Regions from separate parts of the Homo sapiens genome. Here region 2 is linked to region 1. The links are chromatin loops, found by intact Hi-C in ENCODE. Cell type or tissue: A673. All regions are shown on one strand. Links, peaks and the distances in the headings refer to the core of each region. The heading gives the core; the rest is flanking DNA.

Evidence for each region. Hi-C counts contacts between places; a loop is a spot of excess contacts. Peaks named below come from ENCODE experiments on the same cell type or tissue, not always from the same donor. Only the 100,000 strongest peaks of a DNase experiment are listed, where the experiment ranks them.
Region 2: it touches region 1 in a loop (2.2-fold over the local background); 2 of 110 quality-filtered maps call a loop at or near these places.

The regions. Positions count from the first base shown.
Region 1 is chr4:149,741,275-149,750,922 of GRCh38, reverse strand. It overlaps IQCM (IQ motif containing M), which reads left to right. Exons shown (of 14, transcript NM_001363507.2): 3 at 8,184-8,268. The coding sequence starts at 8,232. Among named protein-coding and RNA genes, the nearest start is that of IQCM, 70 kb to the left of the region's middle. In A673, for the core only: no CTCF peak of the experiment used is centred there; a DNase peak (open chromatin) is centred at 4,442.
Region 2 is chr4:149,366,830-149,376,477 of GRCh38, reverse strand. The region is part of intron 13 of IQCM (IQ motif containing M); the gene reads left to right. Among named protein-coding and RNA genes, the nearest start is that of LINC02355, 220 kb to the right of the region's middle. In A673, for the core only: a CTCF peak has its summit at 5,285 (motif pointing left); a DNase peak (open chromatin) is centred at 5,257.

The DNA.
Region 1 (9,648 bases), core at 1,099-9,098:
TAGATTTTGCTCTTTAACATCACTATTTCTAAGCACAGCATAATTCTATTGGAACAGTTGAACAGTTTTGGCCTCTAATTTAGTGTATTTAATTTGTTGTAATTAACTTTATGGTGTTTTCATTGTTGTCTTTAACTGTTAACATAGTGTCCCAAACATCTCAGCGGGGAATGCTTTATAAATTTTCTCTCTTTATTGTTATTTATAAAATGTTAATGGCTTCTATTTAAGGCATGTGAGATTAATAACTGGGAGAATGTACTTTTATAACAGCACTGTTTTAATCTGTGAAAATCACAAGAAAAACAGAGTCACAACATGCCACAATTATCAGTGAAGGCATAACTGCATGTATTGATACGGGACTCTTCATAAAATATTTTGAAATCATTTCTGATATAGTAGTGTTCTAAGGAAATAAGGCTCTTATTACCTTTTTTGTTCTTGGACATATATGCCCTAACTGATACATTTCTAACTGAAATCCCCCAGAAATAAAATTTACAATAAGACATAGCTTCTAATATTTTAACATTTTGTTCAAGGAAAGCGTCACTCTATTACCCCCACCTCTGCCTTTCTCTCGGCATATGAGGGTTGTATTCAATGACTGAATGGGAATTTCAGGTGAGAAAAATGTGGAATAATGTGAACTTTTCTGAAACCAGTTTTTGGAGAGTGTGTGTGTGTTTCATTACCGTTCACTTTGTATCAAAGTACTTAGCTCCTCATTGGATAATTATGGTCTTCCTATCAAAATTTTATCAAGATAACAAGAGGGAAAAAATTAAATAAGCAAAGCCCATTAGTCACATTACAAAAATTCATGAGAGGTTATACATACATTTCAGTAGTAGCGGGATTTCCAAATAAATATTAGGAACTCTGAGAAAACAAAGAAGATTGTAATGCTAATGCTTTAGGACTTCTTTTCAGGAATTCAAATAAACAGTTTTTATAGAGTTTTATTACTTGGCTAGTCATGTGCTCAGGCTTATGGAAGACAAAGAAATTTAAACAGCTAGTTCCTGCACTGGTGGGGCTTACAATCCAGCACAGATCTTGGTGGCTTTTACCAAAGCTTGATGCTTCATATTTCTTTTGAGTGAGTGTAAGAAGAGAAATGGAACCACCTGTAATGACTAGGGTAGTATTTTCAGGGTTCTAATAGGTTATATTGAAACATTAATAAAGTATATATAATTACTGTTAAGTAAATTGTAACTGATTTATAACATATAATCAGAAAAGTGCACAATTCCTGTGTATAGCTCAATGAATATTGACGAAGTGTACACATCTCTATAATCACCCTCTGATAAAGAAATGCCTACCCCCTGGAAGGTATTCCAGAGGCCCTCCTTGTGCCCCCCACCTCAGACCCTGCACTCTTTCCTCACAGTTCTCTATTATCCTGTTTCCTATTGTCATTAGTAAGTTTGGCCTGTTTTTGAACTTTATATTATTAAAAACATAGACCGTGTCCTGATTATGCTGGCTTCTTTCAAAATAATATATGTGAGAATATACTATGTCTTTGAATATACCAGTTTATTTTCACTGATGTGAAATATTCCATTGTATAAATAAAATGCAAATTGTGTATTCTACTGTCAGTGGACATTTGGGTTGCTTCTAGTTTTTAGCTGTTACAAATAGCACTGCTATGATCATTCTTATATGTGCCTTTTGGTATACATTATAAGCCTTTCTGTTGGGAGTCTGAGGGATGGGTCATGGTTAGGTACGGATTCAATTTTTAAAGATAATACCAAATGGTTTCCTGAAGACTACCAACTAACACTGCAACAGGCAGTGTGTGAATATTTCAGTAGTTCTATATCTGTCTCAACATTTGGTATTTTTAAAGAAGCCATTCTTTTGGGAGTGTGATGGTCGTGGTTTTATTTGTGTTTCCTGGGTGATGAATGAGTTTTGAATGAATGTCTTTTCACATGCTTCTTTCCCATTTTGTTGCCTATTTTTATATTCAACTGCCTGTATTTTTCATTGATTTGTAAAAGTTCTTTATATTATAAGGTACATTTGTGCTTATAATTGTGGATGATACATGGACTAAAATTCAGTATTTCGATTTATTCTAGTAGTTGATCTCTACTCAAGTATGGGTCTATCTAACATTGATCATTTCCTTTTTACCCCCAAGTTACTCCACCTAACCACTATGAATGATAGTCTTGTCTCACCAACCCCAGCCCATCATCTGTTGGTAAGCTTTGATCTTCAGTGACCTTCAATGTACATGTCCATGTATTGCCAAATCATATTTTATACATAACAGTATCAAAATCCTAAAATAAGATCACAGAAAAACTCCATAGCTTGTTGAATATGGCTCAGAATAGTTGGTTTTACCCATTAAGAGAGTCAAAAGGTGAAAAAAAGAGTGTATTTTAGCCAAAAAAAGTAAGAATTTTAAAGTATAATGGGAGAGTGTTCTCAGTTTAACATCTCCTTTTTAATGAGTTGAGAACTGAAATGTATTAATAACTGCTTTTTTGTGATTTAAAGATTTAAATATTTCATGTAAGCTGGGAATATTTGAGATATCTTAATTAATGTAAGTGTCCATGCATGCCCATAAAAGAATAGAACATAATATCTATTTTATGAAATAGTGAAAACTTATATCCAGAAGGTACCTTTGAAGTCATTGATGGTGTGCCTCTGAACTTGGAGTGCTGGGGTTGAAGGTGGGTGGGAGGTAGTCGGGAGTGATGGGCAGTTCAGGGAAAGCCCATGAGATCCTCTTCAGTCAGAGCAGCCAGGCTTTCCACCTGTTATTCTCATTGACTTCTGAGACAGAGTTTCTTTAAACATAAGTTGAAGCTGCTATTTTTAATATTATGGGTCTATTTTAAATCTTTTGCTTCTAGACGAGGTAGGATTCAGAGAGGTTAATTGGTTTGCTTCAGATCACTTTGGCAATGGCAGAATCAGGATTGAAATCCAAGTTTGCTCTCATCACAGTGCTCCTAGACTCTGAGCTTTGTGTTAGCTAAAGTGATATCCTAATGATTCATTTATATTATTTCCTTCCCACTTCCTGGTTCTGGGTAATATATTAACCTGAATTAATTAGAAATTTAGAGGAAGGTTTCTGCATCAGGAAAGGAGTATGATTTCATGGGCTTGCCACTGTTCCATGTGGTCCCTGCGTTCCTAGCTAGCCTGATATTAATCATAAATTCATAGAGTATCTTCTTTCCAACTCATTTTATGGCCCTCTCACAAGTTTGGATTATAGTTTAATTATGTAATTATAAATTTCTTGTTCTCCTATCATCTACTGTAGTTGGACCTCTGTATCCGTGGATTCCACATATGTAGATTCAACTAAACATGGATTGAAAATATTTTTTAAAAATGGACAATTGTGTCTGTACTGAATGTGCAGACTTTTTTCTTGTCATTATTTCCTAAACAATATGGTGTTAGAACTACTTGCATAGCATTTACATTGCATTAGGCATTATAAATAATCTAGAGATGATTTAAACTATATGGGAGGGTGTGCATAGGTTATATGCAAATACTATGGCATTTTACATAAGGGACTTGAGCATCTGCAGATTTTGACATCTACAGGGGTCTTGGAATCGATCCTTCATATACAGAGCAATGACTGTATACCTTTGCACATTTTAGATGCCTAATATTTGTCCTGTTATATTGGCCCTCATTGGAACTTGTTCTGTTTGGTTTTCTTTACCTGCTCTCCTTTCTCTTTTCTTATTCCTATTGTTTGGTGCTAGCAGATCTGATGATTTGGTCAGAGACACCAGGAGACTTGACAGAAGTCAGTTAGAAAGAAAATCCAGAAAATAACCTAAAGGTCCTTGTTGACTTAGTAGAGGAAAAGTGGAAGGGGGCTTATACTTATCAGAGAAGGGTGACTAGGACAAAAGCTGGGAGGGAGGTCCTAGTGGCCTAGGCTTGAGAGACACCTGATGAGGCCTGCAACTAGGGACATGACCAGAAGTGGCCTGGTCTAGACTCCTTTTTTTTGGTTTTCTTCTCCAGAGTTACAGAGCGCAGAGTGAAGTAGAGAAGGTCAGGAGGGAGGCACGAACTCTTGCCCATGCAGTTGATTTCTTGGATTTGGAGCCAACTATTTTTTAGCATAGTACACAAAAGCAATGGAATAATAGTGTTTTAGAAACTGATGGGGTCTTAGAGATCTTCTTGCCCAAAAATTTTACCTTGTAAATGAGAAAACTAAGTCCAAGAGAAGTCAAACCAAGCCTTCTGGCTCAGTTCTGTGTGGAGTTGTGGAATGGCAGTACTATGCTTATCACCCATATATACTCAGTTGCATAAGAGAGAAGAGCTCAGGGCAAGAGATTACGTTTTATTTTAAATGAAGTTCAGAAACCATGGAAGGGAAATAATATGATCTGATACACAATTAAGATCACTCCTGCTGTGTGGAGAATGAATTGGCAGAGAAAGAGAGGAAATTGGGAGAGCAGTTAAGAAGCTATTTCAGCAGTCCCAGAATGAAATGATTGTGGCTGGGAGATTAAGATGGGGAGAAGCAGATGTATTTTTAAGTTAAAAACCTAGAAGACTTGATGAATTGGATGTGGTAGACAAAAATATAGGAGAAATAAAAGATTTATGGCTTGAGCAACTAGGTAGATATAGGTACAATTTCTAAGACAGAGAAATGGGGAAGGGTGAAAGTATGATTCAGGGTTAGGAGGATTGAGGTGGAGGGACAGTGGGGAGAAAGTTTGGGGTAGTAAATGAGGACTTCCATTTGCCATAATATCAACTGCTGAAACTACCTTTCCAGATCCCTGGAGCATGGCTTGTTTCCCTGCATCCTGCTAATTACGATAAGGCTTTTTTTTTTTTTTGCCAAAAGAATACTGAATTATAAGAGCCATGATAAAGCCTTGGCTTGTCTTGTCTTTTTCTTTTCTTTGAGACAGGGTCTCACTCTGTTGCCCAGGCTGGAATGCAGTGGCACGATCACGGCTCACTGCAGCCTTGACCTCCCAGGCTCAACTGATCCTCCCACCTCAGCCTCCAGTAGAGTAGCTGGGACTATATGAATGCACCCCACCCAGCTAATTTTTGTATTCTTTGTTGAGAAGGGGTTTGACCATGTTGCCCAGACTTGTGTTGAACACCTGGGCTCAAGCAATTGTTCTGCCTCAGCTTCCCAAAGTTCTGGGATTTTAGTAATGAGCCACTGCACCCAGCCTTAAAGTCTTATCAGTCATCTACTTTAGGAATGTCAAGCTAAGAAGATAAGGTAGGGAAATAGTTTCTACTTCTGTTTGTCTTTCATCCATGTAGAAATGGAATTAGAAATCCTTAGCATTCCTGTAACCGTTTCAGAGAGCCTTAAGTTGCATCTACTGTAAAAGAAAGGGTGAGAGGACTTTTTCACAAATGTGCTGAAGGAAATGTGAGAAGGTAGGTCATCCTTGTCCAGTATGCTGTTGCCATAATTACTGATTATACAAATAGCAAATGCTTTTTGAGATCCTTCCAAATACCAAGCCTTGTTCAAGGCTTGTTGCAGAGAGGAAAACAGAATCTTTGCCTTTATGGAAGTTACATTCTAGAACGTTGGTTATGTCAATGCCCTGTTCAAAAACTTTCAATAGTTCTTTGACCATTTCAGCAGCATAAAATGTAGCCCTCTGCTAAAATCAAACAGACACACAACTTGATGTCCCCCAGACTACGAGTATTCTCACCTCCATGCCTTTGCTTGTACTATTTCTCTCACCTCTCTGTCTTCTCTGCTCTTAAGTTAGGCATTCTGATCCACTCAGGACTGGTATTCAGTACCACAGGGGTGTACTGGCCAGCATTTGGTTCTGATTAACCCTGTGCTCACCCTTCCAGGTGTAAGTAGCTCAGTTCTTCTTGAACTCTCTTTTATGTCACCTTCTCAGGCCTCGGTGATGTTGTCTTCATTTGAACTCATAGTACTCACGGATTTATATCACTTATTTCACAAAGCTCACAGATTTCCTTATGACATCTGGCATACTTTTTGCATGTTGTTTGCATCTTTATTTAAAATTTGATTTATGTTTTTGGCTTTTTTTTCTGAAATAAATGGCAAGTCCTTTGCACAGCTCAGGCACTAAATATGCTTTTATTAATTGATGGATGCATTAGGAAGGACTCAGCATCTCGTAACTGTCTGCTGGAGACTTAAAGTGGAGAGGGGCCCCATTTGCTGATATTTTGTGTCATTGTGCCCATCTCTAAGCAATTCCATCCTTCCTGGCCGTTCTACACCCCCAGCTCCTGTCTCAGAGTCCTCCCTCATCACCTCAAGTTTGCAGGGACATTACCATGCCAGCACCCCTTAGGATGCTTGGCTAGTTTTTTGCATTAAAAGGACAGTGGGATGTCTTGCTTTCCAGCCAATTTAATGCAGGCTGACACTCCTGGCACACTGAATTAAGGTGGAGGAGCCAACAGACCCAGAGAAGAGTCCATTTCTGTGGAAATTAAAACAAGAAAATGATGGAGCACAAAACATTTTTATTTCCTTCTTATACTTAAAGAAGACAGTGTAGTTAAACCAGGCCAGAAGATGAGTTCTGATTGTTAATTGCTGAGGGAGATGCAGTATTTTAATTTATCCCAGTTCATTTGCAGAACTAGGCAGACAAGGTACATGTTCTGTGCTCTAGCCCATGAGATGATGCTGACAATTTGAGAATTAATCATTTTTGGATGTTCCAGATTTGCTATTTTAAAACTGTACCTGCAATGGTATTTTCCCCGCTCTGGGTAGAAGCTGAGGAAAAGTGTTGTAGCCTTTTATCTAAGAGCATGAGGCTACAGGGTCCTGACTTTCATAGGGCAAAGCTGGCTTACAGATTTACTGAAATAATTACCAAATTATTTAATAGGTTTTGAATTCTGAACTCATAGTTTGTTAGTCGAGTCTGCCAACTGAACAATTATACATAGAATCTTAGAACAAGGGTCTCCATGGAACTCTGCTAAAGCATTTAATATTCCCATTTCTAATTGTAAAGCCATTTGAGCATGTAGTAGTATGCACTGGTGTAACTGACTCCTTGGATATAGAGGTAACATTTGATGCATTTTGGATAATGCTTTTGAAGTAATGATAATGTCAAATGTAGAAGGGCTCAGCTAATGAACCCATTAATCAGCCCTTTGTTGAGCACCTCTAGAATGCAATGCACTGAGCTGGGAACCATGAAGGATGAGGCACAAGGCAGACTTCATTCCTCTAACTGAACATTTAAATATTCTGGGAAACTTTCAAAAATGCCAGATGCCTAGGTCCCACTCTAGACATATATTTAAAAACTCCTTAGGTGATTCTGATATTCATCCAGCATTGAGAACTACTGGTATAAAGTATAGTTTTGTTTTCAAGGCATTTGGAGTCTAACTGGGAATGTATAGGACTAAAATTGGGAATATAGATATATAGTATATATCGATCACTCTGTGTTTTTAGCCCCTTACACAGACAGCTTATGTTAAGTTTCTAGGGAGAGGCATGGACAACATAACTACTGTATTTAAGAGAGGAACAGATCACAGGAAAAGAGGCTGGGTGGTCATGGAAGAGGTAGGATTTGAACCTAGGCTTTGAGGGCAGGTAGGATATAAATAAATATAGATGAGAGGTCAAGGCATTCTGAGTGGAAGGCTGGCATAAACCTAAGCTGAAGGCAGGAGTGTATAAGGTATGTGCCAGGTATTAACTGGATATTAGTTGAAAGTAGTAAGAAAGCAAGTAGTAGAAAGTAGTAGGAAATCGGAGAGACCTGCATAGGGTCTTGAGCCCAAACATCTTTTGAGTTTTGCACATGCCACTACATAGCTTCTTACCTTGACAAGCTATTTTACTTCTCTAAGCTCCAATTTCCACATCTGCCAAATATTCATAATAATAGTTCTTATCAGGTTGCCTAGACCCAGTAAGGCAATGTGTATATGAGTACTCGATAAACTGCAGAGCCCTACCCAATGCTAGCTATTGTTACTGTGTTTTGGAGGGGAAGGCATTGAAGGTTATAGAGCACAGAAATGACATATAAAAAGTTTTAATCATTCACCCTATTTACCTATGAGTGAGCAAAAGAAATAGCTAAAAATAAATATTTATCATCACTGAATTACTTAATGTAACTGTGTTTAAGGACTTGGAGCTCACACTTTAAAAAAGAAGATCATTCTAACTGCCCCTCATGACTACTGAAGAGGCTATGCCTGAAAAAGCAAAATGTGAGTATCTGTGCTTACCTAACATAGTACAAGTCATAACACTCCAACTGTTTTAACCACTCTTTTCTATTAATTAGTGACCCTCAGAGCACTACACTTATTGGCACATCTTGAAAGGATTTATTCCATTCCCTTTATTTAAAAATAACCAACTTTTGAGAGATCTTTTTAACTTATTGTGCTGTCCCATATGGTATCCACTTGTCACATGTGGGCTATTCAGTCCTTGAAATGTGGCTGGTGAAACTAAGGAACTGAATATTTAATTTAAATTTAATGAATTTTAATTTAAACTTAAAAACTGATAATTCAGTTATTGGAAAACCTTTAAGCATGTTTGGAACAAATTTGGGCATATAAATCTATTTTTTCAAGTGATGATTTTATAAAATGTAAATACAGATTAAGTAGTTCTGATAAAAATTTAGCATGTGAGTTGTGATGTATGTAAGTACAAACAAAATACATATAGAGTTTCGAAGATAGAACAAAAAAGAATGTAAAATATCTAATTCATTTTAAATATTGATTAATGTTGAAGTGGTAATATTTAGATGTATTTTATTTAAATAAAATATTCTATAAAAATTATGTTACACAAATTAATTTCACCTTTTTTAGTATGTCTACCAGAAAAATTTAAATTACATGTAAATTACATATTCAGTTCACACTGTATAATCTTCTAGCTTTATTGAGGTACAATTCACAAATAAAAATTAAATATAAAGGTGTGCAATGTGCGTGTTAACATGTATACACATTGTAAAATTATTACCTCTATCGAGCTAATTATAATATCCATTACTTCACATAGTTAGCTTTTTTTCTGGTGTGATGAGACTACTTAAGATTTCTCTCAGCAACTTTCAGGTATACCATACATTATTATTAATTACACATTATATTTCTTTTAGAGTTAATCTAGACTTGGCAGCAAATACAAGCAATCCTAACATATAGTGCCGCACATAGAGCTGAGGTTATTACTGTTCTGCTACTTCCTCTTGGCTCCTGTTACCCCTGACAGTGTATGATACAGGCCAGCAAGCATCTGCCCAGGGCTGCCAATAGAGCTCTGTGATGATCACTTTAACTCTCTTTTTATGTGGATAACACAGAACACTTTTAAAGATGGGAAGGTCAGAAAGGGTGGAAGATCCAGGAAGTGGAGGAGGAATATTCTCTAGTTCCATTTTGCTTTAGGTCATGCCCACATGACCTTGATGCTATGAGCCTGGCATTTCCCTACATCTCCTTAGTAACCTGACCACTGTCTGAGAAATATTAACATAGAAAGATTTTTGGGCAGTACCCTGTAAGATATGTCTGAGGTATATATGAAACTTATTAGCATTTCTTGGTGCAAATAAGGCAGGA
Region 2 (9,648 bases), core at 1,198-9,197, 370 kb after region 1:
AAAAAAACTAATTGAATGCTATCTGGTTTTTGGCAATAGCATCTTGTATCTCTCTGCAGTTTATCGCTTTAGAGTCCTTTATTCAGTCTTTTTATAAAATCCCATTATTTAAAAATTGAGGGCAGAGTGATGGCATGTAAGGAGTTTTATATATTAGTCTGATACTCAATGATAACCCTTTCTTCTCTACTTCTCAACAAACCCTACTTTATTGAAAAACATGGGAAAACCTGCAGAAAATATTGAGATCTGAGTCACAAAGTCCCAGGGTTCACTTAAAACATTTTCCAAATTCTTATTGTAATTTGGATAGTAAAAAGCAAAATCAAAATGTATGAAAACATTATTAAGTGTGGGGTAGGAATATTTCTATAAAATCATGCCCTTTCTAATGTTTTTCACCTGATTCTTCTTTTGAGGTGGTTACAGAATTCCCAAACAGAGCAAATAGATGGAGAGATGCATGATAAAGAAAACACAGCAAAATATTAATTGTACAATTTAGGTGGTTTCTCTGTGTAATTCTTCCATGATTTTAATATGTTTGTAAAATTTTATAATAAATCATTGGAAACAAAATACCTAAATATTCCATTTCTGGCCTTATCAGTGAAAATTGAACAGACGTTTGTTCGTTTCATTAAATGATTATTTGTAAGTTTAAATCAAAATAACCTTGAAGCAGCCAATTCTGTTTTCTGAGAAAATTTCATACTTCCAATCTGAATTTGAAGAAACATAAACCGGGAGGAAGAATCAATGAATTAAATGGAAATATTTAGGAAAAACAGCAGCAAGAAAATAGCAATGATAATTGTAGTTCATATTTTTGTAAAAGACCTGGAAAGAGACCAATGACAAAAAGTGCTTATTCTTTCCACAGAAATGTATTAACCTGATTAATTTTTCAAACTAATGTTTAAAACACTTTGAAAGTAGAAATTGTTTACTATATATACACATATATTTTTACAAACCTCTTCCTGATTGCCATCCAGAAACAAAAAGTAGAAACTAACCCAGCTCCTGGTGATATGGACTTTCCTTTGTGTTAGACTTCTCTGATTTGATCATGGTGTCTGGGACTTAGACATAGTTCTTGATCTCTCTGCTTCCTCCCTTCCTTCTACAGGGAAAGACGACAAGAGCAGAAATATCAGATGGCCTGTAGGCGCCCATCTATGTAGTAGCACAAATAGCAGCTGAATGTAGTTTCGGTCAGGTACAAAGAAACAAATGCCTGTTGGTTTTCCCAAATGTTGTTTACCCTTCTGATATTCTTCCCAACAGCCATCACATATAAATATGTATGGTATTTATTTTAGTTTGCAGCTGAGTACAAATTAAGCAAGGTGCTTCAATACCAATATGTATTCTTTGATACGAAGTTACTGAGCTATTTAACTGAATGGATTTGAGACTACCTTAATGGCTACTTCTCTGTTAAATTTTGCTAATAAAGAACATCACACACACACAACACACACACACACACACACACACACACACAAAGAAAGTGTGGCAGAGGCAAGGAACTTGGCATAATCTTGTCCTCTAGTTTTTATACGCATGTCTTGAAGACAATTACATTTTATAGCAAAAGCCAAGTATCAGGTAAAAGCACCTAAACTCCTTTTTTGAAACATAACATCCAAGGCAAGATCAAGCAGCAACAGCAGCAAAGCAAGTAACCACAGTGGTAAAAGGTGAGTGGAAGGTCAAGGTTGGCAGGAGTTGGGAGCTAGGTCTCAGGACATGTTTCCCAGTATAAATACACCAGAAAACAGGAAAGCAAACAAACAAAACTTCCTTTCATTAATAGCATTATTATTTTAAGTGTCTTACAACAAATAAAAATTTGAACATTCTATTTCTAGAATTTCTTTTTCTATCAAAATAACATTCCTAAGCTGGAATGTTATCATTTTGGGTTTGTTAGGCTTGGCTGTCAAAATGGTTTTCAAAGATGTTTTTGGAGTAGTGAATGGGTGAAGTTACTGAGAAAGGGGGATGGGATGAAGAAGATTGACTGAAATTCATGGAGAGACAAAACTGTAAAATAAATCAGCAACACAGTGTCTGAAAAGCATTAGCTACAAGAACTTCTATCAGGCAGCACTAATGCAGTTTAAACAATGAATACTGTATCAGTCAAAACCCAGGGCAGGAAATAGACACTAGAAATGTGATAGATAGATAAATAAATAGATGGATACAATAATTAAGTACTTAAATTTGTTGGAGGGTTGAAGGGGTGATTTCTAGTTTGGGCCTCCAGAAATGACTCAGAACACTAAAGAGATGACCTGTCAAGGGTGCTACCACCTTGGTGTCTAACATTGGATTGGAGTTTTGAATTCAAGAACATACCCCAGGTGGGGATCCTCAAAATCAGGATGTGAAATCAAGAAGATGCCATTGCTGCTGCCGCTGCTGCTGCTACTGCAAATGCTTCTGTTCTAGATAACAGCCTTTCTAACACTAAAGCAGAAACAACTCACCTTTCCTTGACCTTGCCTGCAAGAAGAACTAAAAGAAAAGGTGAGGGCAGAGAAAAGGTTTCCACCTTATTTCTGTCTTCTGAATCTTAAGTGAGTGTAGCTAATTGGTGGAAAATAATTAACATCCAGAATTTGAGTTCCATGGGCCTCTGAGAAATATTTTTTAAAATTTCTCAGTGTTCTAGATCTAAAAGATGGCCAGAAGTGAGGAGTCAACCCACAATATCCATGACAGAATCAATATCCATGAATAGAAAATATTTATAAATGCTCGTATAACCATTTTATATTTTAATTCCTGGGCCTAAGATTATAATGTCAATAATGAAAAAAAATTTGTATAAAATACACACATATACCTGAATTAAATATTTATGCAGGTAATTTATATTCACTTAATAGACAAAATTATAGTCTGTTGACTAGCTAGATTCAAATCCTGAACAGCCATCCATTAAATATATTGTACACGTTATTTAACCTCTGTGAACCTTCGTTTTCTCATTCTTAAAATGAGAACTATGATAGTAACATCTCATAGGGTTAGTGTCAAGGTTAAATGAGAAAATACAGGCAAAGTGCTTATATGGTGTCTGATTCATTGCTGTTATTGTTGCTGTTGGATTCAGACACCCCACTTACACTACTTAGGTTTGAAGTCCAGTCATGGAGTTTACTAGCCATGTGACTGTGAGAAATTTACTTGTAATTTCTATGCCTCAGTTTCCTCATGTGTAAAATTTGAGGTTACAATTGTAGGTGTCATGTAAGGGTAGTGATTTAAAAAAATAAAATAACATATAAAGTGATTTCACTAGTGCCTGACACAAAATAAGATCCAGAGTATTTTTTAAAACTTTCTACATTTAGTTACTTCATTTGCTTTCACAATATCAGTCTAGTCAACATTTTCTTTCAGAAGATTTAACACAAGGTCTTTATTTTTGCAGTTTTTCTGAGAAGCATCACTTACCTATTCTGTTTATTCTGTCTTATAGACACAGATTTCGTGATAAACCATCTCAGGCATGAAACTGTCTGGATTGGTACACAATATTCATGTGCTATTCAGATATGGTATAGTGGATATTATATGTAAAATCTTTACTACCAGTATAGTAGATGCCAAGTGATAAAAATTCTAGGATGTAACACCACTAATTTTGTCCCTCAAAACCAAGGAACTATGACAATAGAATGAAGTAAGGAAAAGAGGTGCAATTGAGAGTATGATTACAAATTGATTTTCTTAAACTTAGTTTGTTAATAAGAAAAAAAAATAAAGCCATAACTGGAAAACTTAAGAAACAGTCCTCACTTTGAAGCATTGCTCAGTTTAATGAAAATTAAATAAATGTTATGGTCAGAAAACCCAATCTGCATGTACACCTTCATCCTGCCAATTACTGTCTATGTGACCTTAACTTGTTCTTAAACCTTCTGAAAGGCTATTGTGTAGCCCCATATTTGAATGAGGCTTTCTCCATTCAAATATGGGGCTACCCTACAGGTTTCTTAGGAAGGTTACATTTAAGTTTACACATATCTACATGCCCATGGGTTTAGCAGGCACATCCCCTAGAGTTTCTTTTATTCTAAAATTCATGGAACACCTTATATTAAACACTTATTTTTGTTCATAAAACTTATCAGTAATACAGTCTATGAGTTCATAAACAATAGTACAACTTTAGTTTACAAAACAAAATGTAAATTTAATGTAAAGATAACTTGAAGAAATACAACTAAGCTTACAAATAATTGAAATATATTTATCTGAAAATGTAGGTAACAGTCAAGCTTGGCTTGATTGTCAACTGCAGTTACTGTGGGTTAAAGCTCAAGCTTTGGCATTTAGTAGCTCCTTAATCTTGAGCAGGTTACTTAAATTGTTAGCTTTAGTTTCCTCGTTAGTTGTGAATAGGGATAATTAAAGTACTTATCAGAAAGTTGTTGGAAGAATCAAATATCAGATATTGTTTTTAACTATTGGTTCAGATTAATTACAATTTTTTTTAAAGCTTGAGAAATTCATGAGAAGTATCAAATGGAGAAAAAGGAATTGGTCATGGTTAGAACATGCCACTAGATCTTTAGGAATGGCCATCCTTAGAAGCAGAGAAATGCTACACGTGAATCCAGAAAAAGTTGGGGTTTTTCATGAATTAAGCAATGTTTTATCTCTTCAGTTCCAGTGCAGTTTTGAGAAGTAGAAAAATGCTGCATTTTCAGCCTCAAAATTAACTTTCATGATCTGTCAGCAGTGGTAGAATGAATCTTGGAGAATCAGGGACAGTTAGGTCATATTTCTGTGGAGCTTTATGTGATAAAGAGGTATTGACTAATCTTAGTTTTCATCGCAAAATCCGAGGTCCATATCAGTTCTTGCTAGTGATACCAACACAATCTAAGAGAACAGAAGAGGTAATTCCATCAGCCTTCTGGCATGATGGAGCTTGGAAAGATAGATACTCTTGGAGACAGAAACACGGCAGTTGTGCCTCAGTCCTTAGGAGGTGGATAGTTAATAAATGAAGTCCTTATTGGTGAAAATAAGTGGGTTCTCCTATCCTGATCAGAGGACACTCAGAGCCAGCCTCAGTACTACATTGGAGAGAAATCTTTATTATTTGTTTCCAGTGTGGCAGTGGGTCACAGGCAGAGTCGATGTTACTGCTAGGTGTTTCTCAGGCCTGGGGCAAGTGCCTTGGCTCCAGAGTACTTTGGTAGTAGAAAGTTGCCCCACGTTTGCTTACATGTTACAAAGGGTGACATCTAGTGGTAATTTACAACTTTGAGCATATTTACCCTATAAACACATCCTGCTCCCAGCCCTTCCATAGATGTAGACCCTGTTTGATAAGGGATTATATACTCATCTTAACAACTATGCTTACTCAGAAGTTGTCATTGCCTAACTTCTAAGTCTAAAAGAAGGAAATTCGAGAAATTCCCCTGACTGAGTCTTACAATATTTCCAGAGTCATGCGCATATAAGAAGGGAAGGGTAAGAAGGCAGGAAAATTGGGCTGTGTACTGGTTATATCTTAGATACACCAGGTAGATTTATCTATCTGATTTATCTATAAAGAATTAACAAAATAAAAATACACATTTGCTAGAATTTAATATAGTGTGTAGGTGGAGGAGTAGGGTTGTGTGTTGGAAACCTATCAGAGTGAAAGGAGAATTATATATTTCAGTGGTCTACACATCTGAATGTAGACACATAAGTGGTAGATACAGAAACTTATCTACAGGGAAAGGTTAGAAGAAACAACTTGGTGGTCAGTTCACTGGAAGAGAGGGTTGTTTGCTTGTCTGCAAGTGCATTCACAGAGCCAGCACACTCTTTTTACAAAACCCAGTAAACCCCATATAAGGGTGTGTGTGTGTGTGTATAGTGTGTGTATAGAGTGTGTATAGTGTGTGTATAGTGTGTATGTGTGTGTGTATATATATATATATGCAAATGATGATAAGCTATTATTGGTCCTCTGGGCGGAGGAGGACAAAAAAGAGGAAAAGGGGAATAATAACAGCTAAAGTTTATTGAGAAATTATTATACTTCAAATTAAGTGCTTTATGTATATTTTCTCTTTAAATTCCTATACTAATCCTTGAAGGTAGGTTCTGTTATTTTCATTTTACGGATGAAGAAATGCAAGTTCATCTTTCTTAAAATCACAGAGATGTTAAGTAGAAGTGCCAATATTTGGACTGTGGCCTTAACAAATTCCAAAGTTCATGCTCATAAACTCTATGCTAAAAATGTTACAACAGGTGGGATGTTGTGGCTCAAGCCTATGATCCCAACACTTCGGGAGGCTGACACAGGAGGATTGCCTCAGGGCAGGAGCTTGAGACCAGCCTGGGCAACATAGGGAAACCCCCTCTCTACAAAAATAAAAAAATTGCCAGACGTGGTGGCCCCAGCCTGTAGTCCCAGCTACCTGGGAGGCTAAAGTGGGAAGATCTTTCGAACCCAGGAGACTGAGGCTGCAGTGAGCCGTAATTGCACCACTGCACTCCAACCTGAGTGACTGAGTGAGACCTTGTCTCCTAAATTAATAAATTAAATAAGAATAAATAAATATTTTTAAAATTATTGCAAGATTTTTATCACTTTCTGGTGAGATATTGCTTTGCAAAGTTTGTCTATTAAATGTTGCTATCTAAATCCCATTAAGATAATTTGGATTTCAATTAGAACCCAAAAGATTATAAGCACAGATGGTTTGAACCTTCTTTGCTGTTTCTCATTGTGCACATATATCAGAACACTTGTTTAATTTTCTTATGATTATTTCTTCTTAGGCGATTTGGCAATTCAAATCTTCACTGCTGTTTTCCTAACATAGTTAAAATAAAGTGAATAATTAAGCACTTGCTTGTGAATTTTCTGGTAGATCATCATAGTAATGCTATACCACTTTTATGACAAGCTGTAAAACAAATGAAGGTTAAGGAATATACCAAGTTATGTAGAACATTTGGGGTAAAATGCATTTGTACACATTTTTTTTAGGTTTTAAAAATGTCTTTTTTAGATGGGCCTCTTCCTTATGTTAATCTCATATATTTGTTTGGAATATTAGGATCTAGGTCAGCTCAGAGAAATGTATTTGTGTCAGCCAGGTGTGGTGGCTCATGCCTATAATCCCAGCAATTTGGGAGGCCAAGACAGGAGGATCACCTGAAGTCAGGAGTTCAAGACTGGCCTGGTCAACATGGTGAAAGCCCATCTCTACAAAAATACAAAAATTAGACAGGCATGATGGCAGGTGCCTATAATCCCAGCTACTCGGGAGGCTGAAGCGGGAGAATCACTTGAACTCATGAGGTAGACGTCACAGTGAGCTGAGATCGTGCCATTGCACTCCAGCCTGGGTGACAGAGCGAGACTCCATCTCAAAAAAAAAATACATATATATATATACACATGTATATATATATATATACACGTGTATATATATATATATACACGTGTATATATATACACATATATATATACACGTGTATATATATACACATATATATACACGTGTATATATATACACATATATATACACGTGTATATATATACATATATATACACGTGTATATATGTATATATATACATGTATATATATGTATATATATACATGTATATATATGTATATATATACATGTATATATATGTATATATATACATGTATATATATGTATATATATATATACATGTATATATATAATTTGTGCCTTTCACATTGACTCTAATGTCTTTAACTTTTATTACCCTGTATTTTCCAATCATTCCCCTTAAAGCCTCAAAAAAAGAAATATGATGAGGAATTTCAAATTCAAAGCCCTAAAATTGATCTTGTATTTTCATCTCTCATGTCCTTGCTTAGAAACAGCCCCAGCTAATTTTTATATAAACCTGGATGCATAGCTATTAACTGAAAATGGATTTGTTATCATTGAACCTGAAGGATCCAAAGGTTTCTAACAAGGTGGAAATGGTTGAGTATTCTTTGCCTTAGCAGTCATGAGTACTGAGTATGTGGAGAAAAGTTAAGTTGTCCAGCCATCTATTGAAGGATATATTAAGGCCAAATACATTCTATTTCAGAATGATACCATATTAATAATTCTATTCTCATAGTTTATAACATCAATACTTCTAAGAAGGTTGATTATATAATATTACCTCTAAATACTAAAAGAAGTAATTGAAAAAATTCAACAAGTCCAAAACAATTAATTATTTAATTAATAAAAACTCTGGAAGCCAATCTAGAGAGCTGCATATTCAATTTAGGAACAGGAAAGGTATTCTTAATAAAGAATATAAAAGAGAAGACAAATGACTTTGTTTTTATATAAATTTCAAACTTTTATGTGAAAAATAATATAAACAAATCTATAAATATAATTTGAAGGGGAATTGCACTTTAGAAGGCAGAGGTTTGATACAATGAGCTACTTAAAATAGAGAACAAGGACACAATCTAATAGCAAAATAGGTAAAAGATATTGAGGAACCATTCGCAAAACAAAAATGCAGCAGCTATCAAATATATGCAAAGATGCTCAAAATCACTAATAGGTGAAAAAACACAGTGAGATTGACAGCTTTTAGACTGGCCAAAATTAAAACAAAGCAAAATAAAGCAATAACTTCTTTTGCTGGCTGAGACCTAAGCAAAGATGCACTGTTCCACATTGCTGGTAGAAATATGACTTTCATAGAGTTTTAGATAGCAACTTAGCAATATCTATTCAAATTAATATGATATATACTTTTGACTCTGCACTTCATGTTGGAAATCTTATTGCTGGAAATAAGAGCATACTGAATAAATAAGCATGCTTATTGTAGCATTATTTTTAGTTGGTAAAACTGGGCACCAAAGAAAATGTTAATCAGTAGAGGAATATTATGGCCCATTCATATAATAGAATACTATGTACTACTTAATGAATTAGAGATACACTAGTTGGCTTGGATAGATTTCAAGAGATTCCTCTTGAGTAAATAAGTCAAAATGTGAATAGTATGATATAATTTCTGTAAAACAAGAATAAGCATTATCAAATATTTACTAAACACTCATTTATCTATAGGACACTCTCCTAGAGTTTAGTGTAATGATATAGGGAAGTGAATTACCTCTGTTTTGAAGTGAATTACTGGTGTTTTGTTTGTATACAGGGCATACATATAATAAATCACACAACAATATAATGTAGCATGGAACTCCTTAAAAAATGAGTGCTATAAATAGTGCTATGGTTTCCAATGAGTTGCTGTAAACATTTCTGAAATCATATGTGGATCAAGACTTATCTATAGCTCAATGAAACATGTTACTAATAGGAGTCTTAGCTTCTCATAATAAAAATGATAGCATCAGGTATTGGTAAACAGAAAAATTGAGATAATATAAGTACATCACTCAGCACAGTGCCTTGCACAGAATTAAATACATTAAATGACAGTTATTATTCTCATTGTTAGTTTTATTAGTTTTCCTCATTGTTTGTCATTATTAGTTTTTCAAATCCGTTTTGCAATTGACAAAATATGCAATTATTTCAAATATTTTTGAACTTTCTGTATTTTTCCCCAGCATTTTATTGTGAAAATTTTTATACATACAG